Regions from separate parts of the Mus musculus genome. Here region 2 is linked to region 1. A link is a loop called in an ENCODE intact Hi-C map of the cell type or tissue named here. Cell type or tissue: heart. All regions are shown on one strand. Each heading gives the region's core, and the rest is flanking DNA. Links, peaks and the distances in the headings are about the cores only.

Region 1 (8,335 bases), core at 108-8,107:
TCCCTTCGGAAGAAACAGCCTTTCACAGTGAATTGAGTAGCTATTTACCCCAGGCTGTTCCCAGGTGCTTTCCAAAATTCCTTTCCTTTCCTTTCTGTATCGCTGGGGATCAACCCCAGGGCTTTGCATGCCGGCTAATTATTCTCCCAGTACATTCATATTCAACCAAGTATAAGCCACCCCCCCACCTCTCTCTCTCTCTCTCTCTCTCTCTCTCACACACACACACACACACACACACACACACACACACACACACACACGGCTTGATAGGTAGCTGACATACATGGCTCGAAGATATTTTCTCCTATCGTGTGACTTATCCTTTTATTGTGTTATTTTTTAACAATATTTATCTTTATTTGGCGAGTTTATTGCTCAATCGTTTGTTTCTGCTGTAATGGAGTCATTTCCACACACTAGGCAAGCAAGCACCCACCACAGACTAGAAACCTAGCCTTTCTCTCTTTTAAAAAATTTTTTCTTTCTTTCTTCCTTCCTTCCTTTCTTTCTTTCTTTCTTTCTTTCTTCCTTCCTTCCTTCCTTCCTTTCTTTCTTTCTTTCTTTCTTTCTTTCTTTCTTTCTTTCTTTCCTTCTTTCTTCCTTCCTTCCTTCCTTCCTTCTTTCTTTCTTTCTTTCTTCCTTTCTTCCTTTCTTCCTTTCTTCCTTTCTTCCTTTCTTCCTTTCTTTCTTTCTTTTCCTGGTCTTGAACTCACAGAGATCTGTCTGCCTCTGCCTCCCAAGTGCTAGGATTAAAGGTGTGCACTCCCACTGCCTGACTGTGAACCTTGTTTTAATAGTAGTCCTGTTGTTGTTTGTGGTTTTATTTATTTTCCTTAGTGAAGCAGTGTCTCACTAGGCTGCCTTAGAACTTGTTGTATGGTCCAAGCTATTCTCAAACTCGGGCTCTTTCTGCCTCTACCTCTCGAGTGTTCTGCCATTTTACTTACGAGCAAACGTTCTTAAACAAAGTCCAGCTCAAGAGTGTTCTTCGCTGGTGCCTGTCTTTGTGTTGTCAGATTTCTCAGATCTCTGTCTAATCAGTAATCACAAACGTATTCTCCTATATCTTTTTCTAGAAGGTCTGTCTTTTTAGGTTTCACTGTATTTTGGTCGGTGAACCATTTTGAATTGAGTCTTGCAGATAGTACACATAAAATTCAGGTCTCCATGACCTGCCACCAGGTGTCTAATTATTCCATCGACATTTCTTGACAAGATTGCAAGGTCTCCACTAATCTGCCTTGGAAATATTTTTGGCTGTAGCTATCTCAGTCTATTTCTGAATTCTCTATTTTACTCACCCGCTGACCTGTGTACCTGTTATAGATCAACAATATTATTGGTGGCCAATATATTGTAGGTACTATTATCATTAATGTTATTATCCAAAACAGAGTTTTGTGTAGCCCAGACTGGCCTTGAACTCTCGATTCTCCTGCTTCTGCCTGTCGAATGCTAGTATTGCAAACATGCATCACTTTATTAGCTCAATCTATCTTGATGGTTAAGCTCACAAAGTAGGCACTAGTAACACAGGATAACTTACAGGAGTTGGTTCTCTCCTTCTACCTTGTAAGTCCTGGGGACTATTGGCCTTGGGTCTTCAGTGTTGGTAGTAAGAACCTTTACTCATTGAGCCATCTCTCCAGCTTCCTTTGTTAAAGATTTTGCTTTTATTTTGTGTGTGTGTGTGTGTGTGTGTGTGTGTGTGTGTAGGGCGGGCATATGCACATGAGTGTAGACGCCCTAGAAGGCCAGAAAAGGGTATCAGATTCCTTGGAACAAGGCTTGCAGGCAGTTATACACTGCCCAACATGGGTACTGGGAACTCCTTGCAAGAGCTATAACTGCTCTGAACAACTGATCCATTTTTTTCTAGTCCCCCCCCCAACTTCCTTTTATTTTATGTTAATATAGTATATATTTTAATACTTTTGATTTTTATCTCTTTACTGTTCTAGTTATTATGTCTTGTTGGCATTTATAGACAAAGGTTGTTTTTTAAAAGGATATTCAGTCTGATGGTCTCTGTCTTTTAACTTCGGTATTTAGACCACTTATATTTAGTCTGAGAATCAACAGGTTGGATTTAAGCCTTTCTTGCTGTTTCTGTTGTCCATATTGGGTTTTTTGTTTGTTTTTTATTGATTGGTTGGTTAGGTTTGGCTTTTTTTTTTTTAACAAGTTTTCTCTATGTAGTCCTGGCTATCTTGGAACTCTCTCTGTAGACCAGGCTGGCCTTGAACTCACAGAGGCCAACCTGTCTCTGCCTCCCAAGTGCTAGGATTCAAGGTGTGTACCCCCCCCCCAGATGTTGATTTTTTTTTTGTTTGTCATATTTTCTCTTTGTTCCTTCTTCCTTTATTTTATTCTTCCTTTCAATTATTCAAAATTTTTTGCTTTTTTATTTTGTCACCTGTATTGGCTTGCTAGCTAAAATTCTTTGTTGTATAATTTGGTGATTATTATAGTGTTTATCATTATTAAATAAAACAATCATATCTTCTCTATATATTAGTATAAGACTGCTACAGTACTGTATTTTTCCTTCTCACCCAGTCTTTTGTTACTATTATGTAATTGTAAAATTTAATATACCACCAGTTTTATGAGCCCAATGCATTATTTGTGGTTTTACTTAAAACTGTCATATAGCTCTGAAATATATTTATACCAGGAAAACCTGGTCCTTTATTTCTTTGAATAGATGTGAATCTACAACTGATATAATTCTACTTCTGCTTGGCAGGCTTTCTTTCACATTTCTTGCAATATTGGTTTTTGAAAGTTTCAGCTTCACTTGTGTAAGCATGAGGCCCCTGAGTTAGATCCCAGAACCCATGTTCAACAAAACATAGCTAAACAAAGCAAAGCTTATTCTTTCTTGTAATCCCATTGCAGTCGAACCAGCAGCAGCAGTTAGGCCCTGGTTCTCACTGTCCAGCTAACCTAACCTGCTTGATGAGGAGATAGAGGCTCTGTCTCAAAACACAAGGTGGATGGTGCCTGAGGAAAGACACTCCGGGTTCTCCTCCAGCACAAAGAACACATATATACAGTCTTCATGGCTAGGGGCGGGGAGAGGAGGTGGCTCTGTTGGTAAAGTACTTTCCTTTCATGAGGACCTGAGTTTTATCATTAGCACCCACAGAAAAACAAGATGCAGTCTCATGCATCTGTAACTACAGCACTGGGAAAGGACAGGAGGGTTCTGGGGGCTTGCTGGACAGGTAAATGAAACAAACTGATGAACCCCAGCTTTCAGTGTGAGACCCTAACTTCTGACCTATACACACACACACACACACATATACAGAGGGGGGGGGTGGGCATACACACAGAGGCACACATATACACACATATGCACACATGTGCACATACATACACACTCTATATGCACATACACAAACTTTACTTTTTAAAGCAATTAGTAGTTCATAGCAAAATTGAGCCGAAGGTATAGGCATTTTCTACACATGCTCTCACCCCATATATACACATACACACATTCTTCCACAGTGGTACTTTTATGACAACCAAGGAATTACGTAGCCATCCTGTTCCCACTTAAATTTACTATATATAAAATACAGCTGGTAAGGTCCTCTCTTACCCATTTTATGGACAAGGTCTTACTATGTAACCCAAGCTGGTCTCTACTTCAAGATTCTCCTGCCTCAGTTTCCCAGGTTGGGGGATTCATTCTATGGATGTGGACACATGTGCGATATCATATCTCCAACACTGCAATTTCATAGACAACAACTTCACTGCTCTGAACATCTGGGCTACGCCTGCTTTTCCTTCCTTCCCTCTCAACTCCTGGAAGCCTGCTGGTTCTTTTCCTGCCTCCCCTCTCGTATCCTTTCCTGGATAGCAAACAACTGGAATGGTAGAGTACACACTTCCCCACTGGCTTCTTTCACTTGGGAATACGCACCTAAGCATCTTCTATGTCCTCTCACAGCTTCATAGCTCTTCTCTTTTTTTAAGATTTGTGTTTATTCTCATTTTACGTGTTTGGTATTTTGACTGCATGTATGTTTGTGTACTGTTTGTGTGTAGTGCCTGCAGAGGCCAGAAGAGGGCGTCAGATTCTTTGGGACTGGGGCTACAGGTGGTTGTGAGGCACCATGGGGTACTGGGAGTCAAACCCAGGTCCTCTGGAAGAGCTGTCAGTGAATACTCTTGACAGCTGAGTCACCACCACGCCTGCTCTGACCTTTTCTCTTTAATGTAGGCTATTCTATCTATTCTATCGACTTGAGGTGCCTGGTTTGTCTCTTCACCTTCTGAAGGGCACTCGGATTGCTTTCAAGTTTTTGTTATTAAGACTGAAGCTTCTACAAGCACTATATATGAATCTTTTTTTTTAAGATTTATTTATTATTATATGTAAGTACACTGTAGCTGTCTTCAGACACTTCAGAAAAGGGAGTCAGATCTTGTTACAGATGGTTGTGAGCCACCATGTGGTTGCTGGGATTTGAACTCTGGACCTTCGGAAGAGCAGTCGGGTGCTCTTATCCACTGAGCCATCTCACCAGCCCCCGAATCTTTTTGTTGTTTGTTTGTTTGCTTTTAGCTTGGGTGTGTATGTTGTCCAGGCTGGCTTTGAACTCAGGGCCTCTTGAGTGCTGGGATTACAGTCATGTGCTACCACACCTGGCTCTAAAATAGTTTGGATAAAGAAGGAGAGAAGGAAACAGCTGCTCTGGGCAGGTTCGACTGTTCGCGCAACATTTTCCATCAGAGTCATTTGCACTCCTGAGCCCCTCCCCAAAGATGAAGATTTGAGAAGGAAGTCCCCTCTGTCCTCCTTAGGGCCATCCTTAAACACGTCTTTCCGCTAACTTTTGCCTCCCAGGAGTTGAGTAGATCAAGCCTCAGATTCTAACAATGGAGCAAACTCTCCCCACCCTACCCTGGCTGCAATGAGCTCCAGGAAGCTCTCCCATCCCTTCAAGGTGTAGATTTCCCTGGCTTTTCAAAGTTCACACACATGGGGACACACATATGTACACGTGCTTCTCTCTCTCTCTCTTTCTCTCTCTCTCACACACACACATAGGCACATGCACACACATGTGTGCACACACACACCAGTGCACACACAGGTACACACACACACACATAGGCACATGCTCACACATGTGTGCACACACACACCAGTGCACATACAGGTACACACACACACACACACACACACAGTGATTGGGTCTCACCTAAGGGAACCCTGTGGCCCTCTAGGACTTCCTCTCAGGACAGCCTTTCCTCTTTGGTATTCTGCTTTGCACACTCCAGCCGCCTGAGCCTCTCCTTTCCCCCAGCTTCCCCCCTCACCTCAGGGACTGACAGCAGCTTCTGTCTGTCCTCCAGGCAGTAGTGGCAGCTATCCTGGCACTGACTCAGCTCAGTCTTCCTCTCTTAGGGGCGGACAATATTCTGTAGCCTGTGGCTCTCCCAGTGTTTGGGCAGGGAAGTAAGTCTGCTATCTGCCTCGCTGTGTATGTCAGCGGTGAAAATCTGTGTATTTTATTTAATGCCCTTGGGACAAGATAGGGTTCACGGGTGTGTGTGTGTGTGGGGGGGGTCCATTTCCTTCAGTAGGTTGCCAAAGCAGATCATGAGATTCACCAAAGGACAGAAACAGACACCCACAGCCAAACAGTGGATGGAGCCTGGGCACGCTTATGGAAGAACAGAAGGAAGGATTGCAGGCTCTGAAAGGGGATAGGAACTCCACAAGAAGACCATCAGAATCGACTCAACTGGACCCTTGGGGCTCTCAGAGTCTGAACCATCAACCAAAGAGCAAACCTGAGCTGGGCCTAGGCCTCCCCTCTCATGTGTAGCAGACATGCAGCTTGGTCTTCATGTGGGTCCCGAACAACTGGAATGGGGACTATCCCAAAAGCTGCTGCCTGTATGTGGGATATGTTCTTCTAGCTGGGCTGCCTTGTCTGGCCTTAGTGGGAGAGGAAGCGCCTAGCCTCAAAGATACTTGAAGTGCAGGAGTTGGGGGGGACGACAGGAGGGGTGCCTGGGGGTGGGGAAATATCCAGGGGGACCCCCATCCATTCAGAGGAGAAGAGGGGTGGATGAAGAAAGGATTGTGGGAGGGGGTGACCAGGAAGTGGGCGTTGCACAGGATATAAAGTAAATAAGTAGAAAAAAAAATAAATTAAATTAAAAAACAAAATAAAAAGAAGTCTTGCTCAGCACCTCAGACTTCTGGAATATACCAATACTCCCAGGCACAGAGGTGAAGGCCGGTGTTTCCTCCTCTCCCTCAGAAGTCTGAGCTAGGAGAGTAGCTGAGACAGAGTCCTGGGGAGGTTCCTCCAGAGTTGGTAGGTAGTCTCTAGCCTTCTTTCCCTTCCGGGGTGCCCTTTGCAGCTCCTGGTGGGCAGGGCTGCAGATCCTGGCCGGGGGGTGGGGGGAGTGGGGGGGGTGGCTTTACCCAAAGTGTCTGGGGTTTACTCACGGGGCAGACCTGCTTATTAACATTCTTGTCTTCTTCTCCATGCCCTTCCTGGAAACACTTTCCATCCCCACTGCAGACTCCACCCTTTTCCCTCTCCATAACTTAAGCTTTCACCTCCTAAAGTGGAATGTCTGCCGGGGCAGGGCTCCAGGGCCTCAGCAGAGCATGTGAGCGAATCCTGGTGTGAAGTCACAGCAGGCTGCTGCCTCTGACCCCACCGGAGAGCTAGGTGTTGGCCCAGCCTGTTCTCCAGCTTTCCAAGTCTGCCCCAGCTCCCGTGTACAACTGGAACTGCCAGGGCTGCTGGGCGGACAAATGATTAGAGGCCACCAGCCTTTGTAAGCAAGTCAGTGGTCTGAGGCAGGGGGATTGGCCCACAATCACTACCATGGCTACTCAAGTCTAAAGATGAGAATCACCTTCTCACAGTCTCTGCTGGGTTTGACGAAGCCGTCCCACAAGCAGACACACCCATGCATTTTAGTGCCGTGTGTGTGTGTGTGTGTGTGTGTGTGTGTGTGTGTGGTGTGTGTAATGCATATGTCCTCATGCACATGGGAAGTAGGTGCACATGTATGTGAGTGCAGATGTGTGCAGCTTATGTGTATTCTTCCTTATGTATGTACACACATGCATCTAAGTGTGTGTGTGTGTGTGCACATGGAGGCCAGAGGCTCATGTCAAGTCTTCCTCTATCAACCAATCACCCTGTCACTTTTTAAAAGGATTTATTTTATTTTTAATTGTGTGTCTGTGTGTTTGCTTATGGGTATATACACATAAGTCCAGTAACCCGGGAGGCCAGAAGAGGACTCCTGAAGCTGGAGTTACAGGTGGCTGTGTAAGAATAAGATGCTGGGAAGCAAGCTGTGTTCTCTATAAGAATTAATTGGCGGGCTCTCTTTCTAGCAACAGCTCTTTGCTCTTTCACACACAGACACACTAACACACACCATACCCACACAGACTCTCACACACAAATACATATACATACATGTACATATGAACAATCACCATATACACATTCACACACCAATATACATACATACAATCACATACAGTCACATACACTTCACACACAAATACATACATATATATATATACACACACACAAACACATATATACATACAATCACATACAGCCACATACACATTCACACACAAATATACACACACGCACACACTGTTGTCTCTTTTAGATAGTAAGTCTCCCATAGACAGTGAATTATGTTTGGTTCTGCCTAGCAGCATCCACAGTGCTGACATATGGTAGGAACTGATACACAGTAGGTCTCATATAATTCTGTGGAAAAACGAACCTGGGTGGGAGCTAGAGAGATGGCTCTGTCACGGGGAGCTGGGTTTGGTGTATGTATATGTATGAAGAAAAGAACATAGAGCTGGGGCTGGAGAAAGCTCAGCAGTCCAGAGCACTTACTGTTCTTGCAGAGGACCTGAACTCAGTTCTGAGCACCTGTATCAGGTGACTCCACTGTAGCAACCCACGCTCTGGGGATCCGACCACCTCTGCTCTTCTCAGGCTGCAACACATAAACTCACACCTAGGCAAACAAACACACATAATCACGTAATTTAAAAAATATTCAGAAGAGAGGGAGAGCACAAGTCGGCTGCAGACATTATTTACATGTATAAAACGTATCTTTTGAGCTTTGAGGAAGCCTCAGAAACTATTAGCTAAGGGGAAATGGTCTGATCATGGAGTTAAGGGAACTCTTCACGGATAAAACGACTCAGCTGAGAAGTGTGGAACTGGGGAAGTTTCCGCTAAAGGAAGACAAGAAAAACTGTTCCAGGTAGCAGAAACAGAATGAGCGAAGGTCC
Region 2 (8,335 bases), core at 301-8,300, 410 kb before region 1:
AAAAGATCTCAACATGAAGTGCCTGGCAGTCTGAGATGCACCAAGAATAACCTGGGTGCTACTTTCTCTGCTAAGAAGAGGAATCTGTCAGTTGCCAGAGGGTCAAAGGAACACAGAATTCTATCAATGCCACCCACTCCACCAAAACTAAGCCAGCAAAAGGCAGCTCACGAAGCCATGATACACAACTGCCATCAGGATATCCGTGTTCCCACATTGCATCTGAGTTCTAGTTCCAGGATCCACTCTATATTGAGGGAGCTAAACCTAGTAAGCTGTACGTGTCGGTGGCTTCCCAGCGGTCGAGGGGAAGGTGCCTCGTTTGTTAAGGGCTGTGCAGAGCTAGAATCGACGTCTTGGTCTTTTCACTTGATGACAAACAAGCAGATGAGGTGAGAACACTTTGAGAGGGACAGAGGGCGGGCCTTAAGGTTTCCGGTGGTCTCATCTGACTTTGGGAATTCTGGCACATCTGATAGACACAAGGAGAATAGTCTTGTCATCTTGAATCCACCTCTGGTGAGTGTGACTACGTGTGAGATTTCACACGTGATTGCTGGAGGAAAGAGGCCTGAAAGCAGGGGAGGAAAAGCATTCACGTTCTCAGTGATGCTTTGGGAGGTTTTTACTAAGAAAAATAAAATCAAATTGACATTCTCAGGACACTGTAAAGAAGGTCCACGTCTCCCCCGCCCCTGTGTGGTATTGAAATTTAAACAGCCATAAGCAGGATGGGGACCTGGACCTCATCTGCTGTTTGGAAATGCTCACCTGATTTCTTCAACAGATTTTGTCTTCATTTAATCGACCTACCAACCTCTCAGTAAGACGAAGAGAAGGACGATGTTTTCACACTCTTTGGAAAGTTGATTTTCAATGTTAGCAAATTTCTAATCTGCTTTTTAGAACCCACAAAGCCAAGAGCCTTGAAAGGACAGAGGTGAACGTCTTAAACTTCTGTCCAGTTTCCATTTTCTACGTTATTTGACTCTACTGTTAGCACAAATTGCTTGATAAAGACTCTTTTTTTGAGTAGTCACATAAAGTCTGTGGACATAAAGCCGTGTGGATAATGATCATGTGACTAGAGATGGGGAGAGACTGAGGTGTGGAGCAGACACCTCGCTAGGAAGAACAGTCTCATCTCCACCTATTCCCAACCCCTACTGTCACTTGGGTTTTTCTCAGGGATCTACTTTAAAGTGAGACTCAGAGGCAAAGGTTTTCTAGCTGCAGCTACAAGGGGATGAAGGTGGGACCCCTGATTCTCAGTCCTGCAATACCAAGCTTAACTGGACGCCGAAGGGACTACCCAGTTGTTTAGCTTGTAGGATCTTGAGCCAAGTTGTCTGAGGCTGAGTCCCAGCTCTGGTATTTTGACGGTTAATCTTGCTTGCTAACTCAGTTGGATTAAGAAATACTTTGAGGCTGTTTCCAGAAACAGTTAAATCCTGAAGGCTCTGTGCTAATGGATGGCTCTATCTACTGATGGCATTATGGGTAAATGTAGAGCGGGAGGCCTAGATGGAGAGAGTAGGTTACTGGGGCATGCCTTTAAAGGCCATGACTGGCCTTTTCCTAAATCCCCTCCCTCTGCTTCCTGGCTAGCATGGAGTGAATTGCTCTATTGTGGCACACCTCCTTACAATGGGACTGACACCTCCAAAACCAGGAACCACAATAATAATCCCTTCCTTTACGTTGTTTTCTCAGATAGTTTGGCCATAGTCATCAGTAGCAATTGCCACTCTTGGCTCTGCCCACGGAATCTTGGTTCCTTCATCTCTAATGCCCAGTAAGGACACCTGGAGCTAGTCCATGGAGACGGCGAGGAGGGAAGAGAGAATATGACATAAAAGATCTTGTATGCTATCCTGGTTAGCTTTCTGTCACGTTGACATAAGCCAGAGTCACCCGGGAAGAGGAACATCAATGAAGAAAATGCCTCCATCAGATTTGCCTGTTAGCAAGTCTGTGGGCATTTATTTTCTTGATTACTAATTGATGTTAGAAGGCCGTGCCACCCTGGGCAGGTGGTCCTGGAGTGTGTAAGAAAGAACACCGAGCAAGCTGTGGAAAAGAAGCCAGTAAGTAGCGTTCCTCTCTGTCCCTCTGCTTCACTTTCTGCTTATGGCGTTCCCTCTTTCAGTTCCTGCCCTGACGACCCTCACTGATGACTGTGACCTGAGAGCTTAAGTTAGAATGAACTCTTTTCTCTCCACGTTACTTTTGGCCACAATGGGGTGTTTTGTTGTTGTTTGTTTTGTTTTGTTTTTGTTTTTGTTTTTTTACCACAGCAATAGAACCCCTAACGAAGCCATATGGCTTAGGAATGATTGGGCATAAATGCATCTTAATCACTTAGACTTTCCACTCGACTAGGCTCTCCTGGTATGTCTTAAGTGACAGACCCAGTAATCTCGGTTCCTGTAACATGGGTGTCATGGGATGGAGACCTCTACTGCCTAGAGCGGGGAGATGTGCTAGATAGATCACAGCAGCCTTACTGAATCACCCATGGTTCATAGGACACAAACACTGACTACAAACACCACCATACTTGCCCAAGAGCCCCAGCTAAGTAAAAGGACTTCAGCCCCTTCCAGGGACTTTATCAATACACCCTTTTTGTGTGGAATAAAACACCTCTTGCCCACGACTTGGGGCAAAGATTGTAAAAAAGTACTACTACTAATAATAATGATCTTGAGGGGGAAGAAAACACAACAGGGCTCCTAACGGCTCCCCACACAGCGCAGACTGTGTGGAAGCTAAGAGAGGCACTGATATCTTAGTCTTTTACAGCTCCATACAGCTTAGATTTCTTACCACAGCTATGCATTGTTTCATCCTAAGACATGGAAACAACGGTCCGGTGCTCAGGGGCATGCTCTGTGGAAACTGCCCAGAGAACCTTCTCCACAAAATAAAATAATTTAAAAAATCTTTCTTTTTGGGAAATTACTTCCTGTAGGAAGCCCTTCCAGGTGGAGCCTGCCACTGCTATTTCTGCAAGAGCTGCCCTTTGCCTTACCTGAGTGATGAACTTTGCTAATCCAGCCTACTACTAACCAACCCACCCTAGAGCTACAGCATCAGTAACAACTCAGTAAAAGGCCTGGGGAGCAAGGCCTACAAACAGTGCGAGCGAGGTGCCTGCTTGGTCTGAGCATTTCTCTCGAGGAGGCCAACAGTGTGTTACCAGTTTTGGCCTCCTGTCTTGTCTTTATGACATGTGTTCTGGTGGGACCAGAGCCAAGGGAGCCAAGAAACGCTCCAGAGGCCTGACCCAGGCTCAAAGTTCTGGGAAGCCTTCCCTCTACATGTGACTTCTTAGCTGGGAACTGGAAGATGAGGAGACAGGCTGATGAGGTGAGAGGGCTGGGGAGGAGGCTCCGTGGATTTGGGCTGAGCACACAGGCAGGCTCTGAAGAATACAATACTTAGTTCCCAAGGATAGGAGAGGAGGCCCAGCCTTCAGGAGCCTCAGAGCCTCGAGGGCAGGCATAGGATGGGGCCAAGTCACGTGATGTCTTAAAGAGTGTGGGATTTTAAACTTTTCCCTGAGAACAGTTCAAAGTTCTGGAGAGATTTCTCCTAATGGGCTTATTCCACTTTGCCCCACTGGGTCCAAACTCAATTCCTGGCAATTAATGGGCACCTTGTGATCAGCTTCATAGCAGAACCAAGCCACCCCAGAGAAGATCCTCTAAGCAAGGTGACATATGTCGCCTCTTCCCCGCTCTCTTTGTCTTTTGCTATCTAGTATAGAACATAAAATCTACCCAGGGAACTGTGGCAAGGAAGGCAAACTAAGTTAACTCTTCCGGCCTCACAGTCTTGCCCTGAGCTTCAAAATGGACATTGGATACCGCCACCCTGACCAGTGAGACAAGCAAATTAAAACTGGTGGGTCAGGAGTGGCTGGGGGTTTGCCAAGGACCCCCTGGCAGGTCCCAGGTACTCTGAGCATCATGCTTTGGCCGGTAGTCAAGGAAGGATCCCCCCAATCTCCTGTCTAAAATATGTATTTATAGGTTTAATTATGTGAATTCACTTGCCCTTTGCTCAAAGAAAGTAGATACAGGGGCATTTTAATGCTCCACAGAAATGAAACTGTGTTGAAGCCAGCCTGACCTCAGACCGAATGTCAGAGCCGTTGGATTTTTTCAGCAGAAACATAATACTTTTTATAGAATGGGAAGTCAATTGAGAAATCATAAAAAAAAAAAAAAAAAAAAGTAGAGTTGGGAAGGGCTTTGTGCTCACCAGGGTTAGGTCCCTAGAGCCACTGTAGCCTTGTTCCCTGTGGGGAAGGGTCTAATGTTTTGTCCACTTAAGTTTTAAATATCTCAACCAATGGCTCATTCCTGGGAATACCTCTCCCGGGGCGCTAGATCTGGCCCTGCCTGTCAAGGCCCCTTCCTTGCTCCTCCATCTCACTCAGCTCAATGATATAGACAGGCATCTGCAGCGTTTGAAGCAAAAAAAGCCTTGCCTTTCTTTCCCTTTCATCTCCATTTCTCCTACCTGTGGAAACTTCCAGATCTGGAACGGGGCGGGAAGGAAGAGGCAGAGAAAGGAGGCAAGCTGAATATTTGTTCTGAAAGCGGCCATTACAAGAAGCCAAACCCCAGGCCTGGAGCCGACATTTCAGCTTTGGGAACAGGCAGGATCCATGGAACCTGCCTCACTGAAAGCTCAAGGAACCAGCTCAGAGCGGAGCTGCCTCTCGCCGCAGTAGCTGGGACAGAAGGTGGCAGCACAGCACCAGGCTGTAAGGTCTGCAGTCGTTGGAAGCTGGGGACCATCCTAACCCTTCCGGGCGTCCAGATCCCTCCTCTAGCGTCAAGAGTGTCCTGCTTAGGCTAGGAGTGACCCAAAAATCAGCTTTTAAAAGGCAAACCTCAAACATCCAGAAGTGTTCGAACGTGGTCGATTTTCTATGTAAAAACATCATGTTGCTAGAGTTTAAAAGATTCCAAATGGGGTCATAGGGAGGATCCCAAAGGACTTAAACATATAAAGTTACCCTCTTATCCCATGTAGGTAATTTTTAAATAAATTCAGAATACGTGCATCTTTCTTCCTTTGCGCTCTACAGCACTTCTCCAGCCATCTCTGAATTTCCCTTTGGTGTTCCTGTTTTCATTTGCTGATTTAAAAAAAAAAAAAAAAAAAAAAAAAACTTGTTTGGTAGTGTTTGCATGTAGTCCTTCCAAAGCAGGGATCCACACAGTAAGCACTTCTGACTCAAGAGCTGGACCCCTGCTGGGGAGCCAATTAAATGCACTGCCCACCAGGGAGAGTGTGATATTTTTTATTACTTTCTAATTTCGGGCCCTGAAATGGCTTCAGTGATCAGAACGTTTTTTTCTGCCTTAGAAACCTAAAGGAGCCAGCGAAACGATGCCTTTGATTTGTATTTTATTTATATCGGTCCATACTGGCCAAGTGCACACTAAGGATTTCCCTGGGGCCTCAGAGGGTTGCAGGAGTGGAAAAGCAAGACAAAGAAAAAAAAAAAAAAAAAAAAAAAAAAGCACAAAACTTTCTCACCCAGTCGCCTCTGCAGAGCAGGGAACTGTCAGGAACACTGGGAAAGGCTTTTTTGAGAAGTCGGTGAACTGAGAAAAAATGGATAGAAGAATTGGAACAAAACCATTTCAGTGGATTTAAATCTATTTAAACGACAATAGTAAATCAAAGCCATGCCTCTTTCTCATTACCAGTGGCCCCAGTGGTAGGGCCTCATAAATGCTGGCTAAGAAAGACTTGTGTTCCTTTCTAAATACATTCACAGGAAGCCCCACCCAACCCAAGGTGCAAGGATGCTTGCTTCTAAACTCCTGTTTGTTTTGCGTTTCCTTCTCTTCTAAAAAGCATCAGCTTCCAGCAGAAAAGCTTCGAAGGGGCAAGGAGGAGATCCAAACAGACGCTAATGAGGAAAAGAGAAAGTGAAGTCAAACTCTCCCTGAATGCCTGGATGTTTATTTATTTATCTTTGCAACAAGCAAGGATGCTTTAAAATCTAGAAGCACTCCTGGATAAAGCAAACCAGACCAAGTAGCTCACAAAACACCAGAAGCTCAAATTCTGAGCTGTTCCAAATCCTATTCACCTGCCAATGGGGTCTTGGCTGAAAGTCCTCGTCTTTTGTTTTTTCTTTTGTTTTTGTTTTTCCCTTTTTTCTTTTCCTTTTCTCCCGACTCACTGTTTAGCCAGAAGGTAATTCTGAATGCTTATGGGGGAGGGGGGACATTCCTACTAGCTAGTGCTCCCCTTAAAAACAGGAGCTGTTTCAATTCCCATTAAGCTGCTCTCTATGATGTAAAGTCTTTTAATGAACAGTCAGCTCGCGTTGAGACTATACGTGTCGAACCCTGCTCGCTAACAATTTTCATAAAATGTGATTCAAGAATTAAAAATTGCAGTGCTCTAAGAAGGTGGCTACTGTATGTTATTAGACAATGCTCTGCCAAGGCAATCTTTCCTATCTCTTACGCAGAAATCCCATGGGAACAAAACTGTTTACTCTGATTGTGTACAGCCTCTGCAAGTACCACTTTATCATAGGATTTAAAGTTCAACAACTTAGCAGACAGTATTTATTATTTAAGGAAAGGCTAAGTGTTTCTTCTGGGCTTCTCCGACTTCAAAATCACAAAGCAACCCCTCTCCTCTCTCTGCTTCCCTTCTTTCTGTTCCCTTCCTTTTCCCTCCCTTCTTTCCCTCCCTTTTCTTTCTTTCCTTCTTTCTGTCTGTCTGTCTGTCCGTCCGTCCATCTTCCTCCCCTCCCTCCTTCCTTCCTTTCCTCCCTTTTAACTTGCAAATTGGATGTTGTTGAGTTCTTAAAGTCCTTAACAATTCATTATCCCTTCAGGAAAATTTAACTCGATTACTTAAAATGGCCAATCTCCACTTTAAGGGAGAATATTCTATATAACTTCAGCTTAAAAGGCAATGTCCCAGATTAAATACATATACATATATATATATATATATATATATATATATGCGCCCCCTTTTAAAAGGCAGAGGCAATTATACAATAAGCAGAAGCAGACGCACTTGAGTGAATTCACGGACACACAACAGAGAATGGAACGCTGAGGTGTTTCACCAAGGTGTGCCCTGGACCTGTGTCACCCCAGCTCACAGAGGCCCCATTTCTTCCCACAGGTTTCTCTAACAACTTCTCTCCTCTTGCGTGAGACAGCAGATTGTTGGCCTCTGGGAAGCGGCACTATTTCCAATCAACCAATTTGGCATGTTGTGTTTTACAGTTTCTAAAATGAATGCCAAATCCAAACAAAGACACGGCTGGCGTGGGTGGGACTTAGTTGAAGAGGACCTTGTCATCTGGTCCCTTCAAATCTGTTCGTTATCAAAACTGGCTTCCTAGTTTTTAAAGGCCTGCTGTTAATTGATCATCCTGTAATTAGGCACTGGTAATGACCAAGTTTTCCAGGACTCTAGCTTAAACATAGGACTTCAGAGAAGTCTAGAAGCTGACAAGAGAGAGGGAGATGGCGTAGAGATACAGGGAGGTGGGAAGGCTCCTTCCAGCTGCCCCTAGCTCGCCTCACGCTCCAAAGCAAGGATACAGAACAATGCTGACTGAGTCCTCGCATTGAGCAGAGCTAAACTTTTAGACTGCTCTAAGGAATGTCTTCCCTAATATCCGTGTGAATTACGAAGTTAACTTGTAACCGGATGCCAGGGGTCTGCTCTTCCTGTTCATTCAGAATGCTCCCATGTTTAGCTCATCACAACCCTGGAGTTTGTCTCGGTTTTCAACCTGTTCTCATTTGGATGTTAAAAAGGAACGGGGTTTCTTTTTAAGTCGCTTTGATTTCACAGTTTCAGTGAATCCATCCACGAACCCCCGAAGAGTATGTGGGCAGAATGAAGTGAGGGAGGGCAAGGAAGAGGGTGCAGAGAAGACCATACAAAACAAACCAACTATTTAATGACTCGCTTTCCCAAAGGGGACTTCTGGCCACCCGCCTAGCCCTAAGCCACACTTACCTGGGGTAAGCTATGTCCAGGAAACACAGCCCCTGGAAGCCTGGACAGCAAGCAAGCACAATCTTTTTAGAACCACGGCTGATTCCTTAACGTCTGTTTCTTGCACCCCCACTTTTCACTCCACCGTTTTAATTTAAGATTTCCTCCATCATCCTTAAATACACAGCTTTCTACGGCAAGGAGTGACTCTTTAGAGTCCCCATGTGCCCATAAAATCCAACCTCCGAGATTTTATTAATAATCATAAAAACATCAGTGCCCATCAAGATCACTTTGGAGAGTGCAAGGCAATGTTTCCTTAGCC

What was found. Hi-C counts contacts between places; a loop is a spot of excess contacts. Peaks named below come from ENCODE experiments on the same cell type or tissue, not always from the same donor. Only the 100,000 strongest peaks of a DNase experiment are listed, where the experiment ranks them.
Region 2: a loop joins it to region 1, with 2.5 times the contacts of the local background. A loop is called at or near these places in 2 of 42 quality-filtered maps.

What each region holds. Positions count from the first base shown.
Region 1 is chr19:55,720,889-55,729,223 of GRCm38, reverse strand. No RefSeq gene overlaps it. Among named protein-coding and RNA genes, the nearest start is that of Tcf7l2, 17 kb to the left of the region's middle. In heart, for the core only: a CTCF peak has its summit at 4,080 (motif pointing right); no DNase peak of the experiment used is centred there; H3K4me3 peaks cover 275 bases; H3K27ac peaks cover 671 bases.
Region 2 is chr19:56,130,748-56,139,082 of GRCm38, reverse strand. No RefSeq gene overlaps it. Among named protein-coding and RNA genes, the nearest start is that of Gm31965, 20 kb to the left of the region's middle. In heart, for the core only: a CTCF peak has its summit at 4,756 (motif pointing right); DNase peaks (open chromatin) are centred at 3,282 and 4,762; H3K4me3 peaks cover 301 bases; H3K27ac peaks cover 302 bases; H3K27me3 peaks cover 739 bases.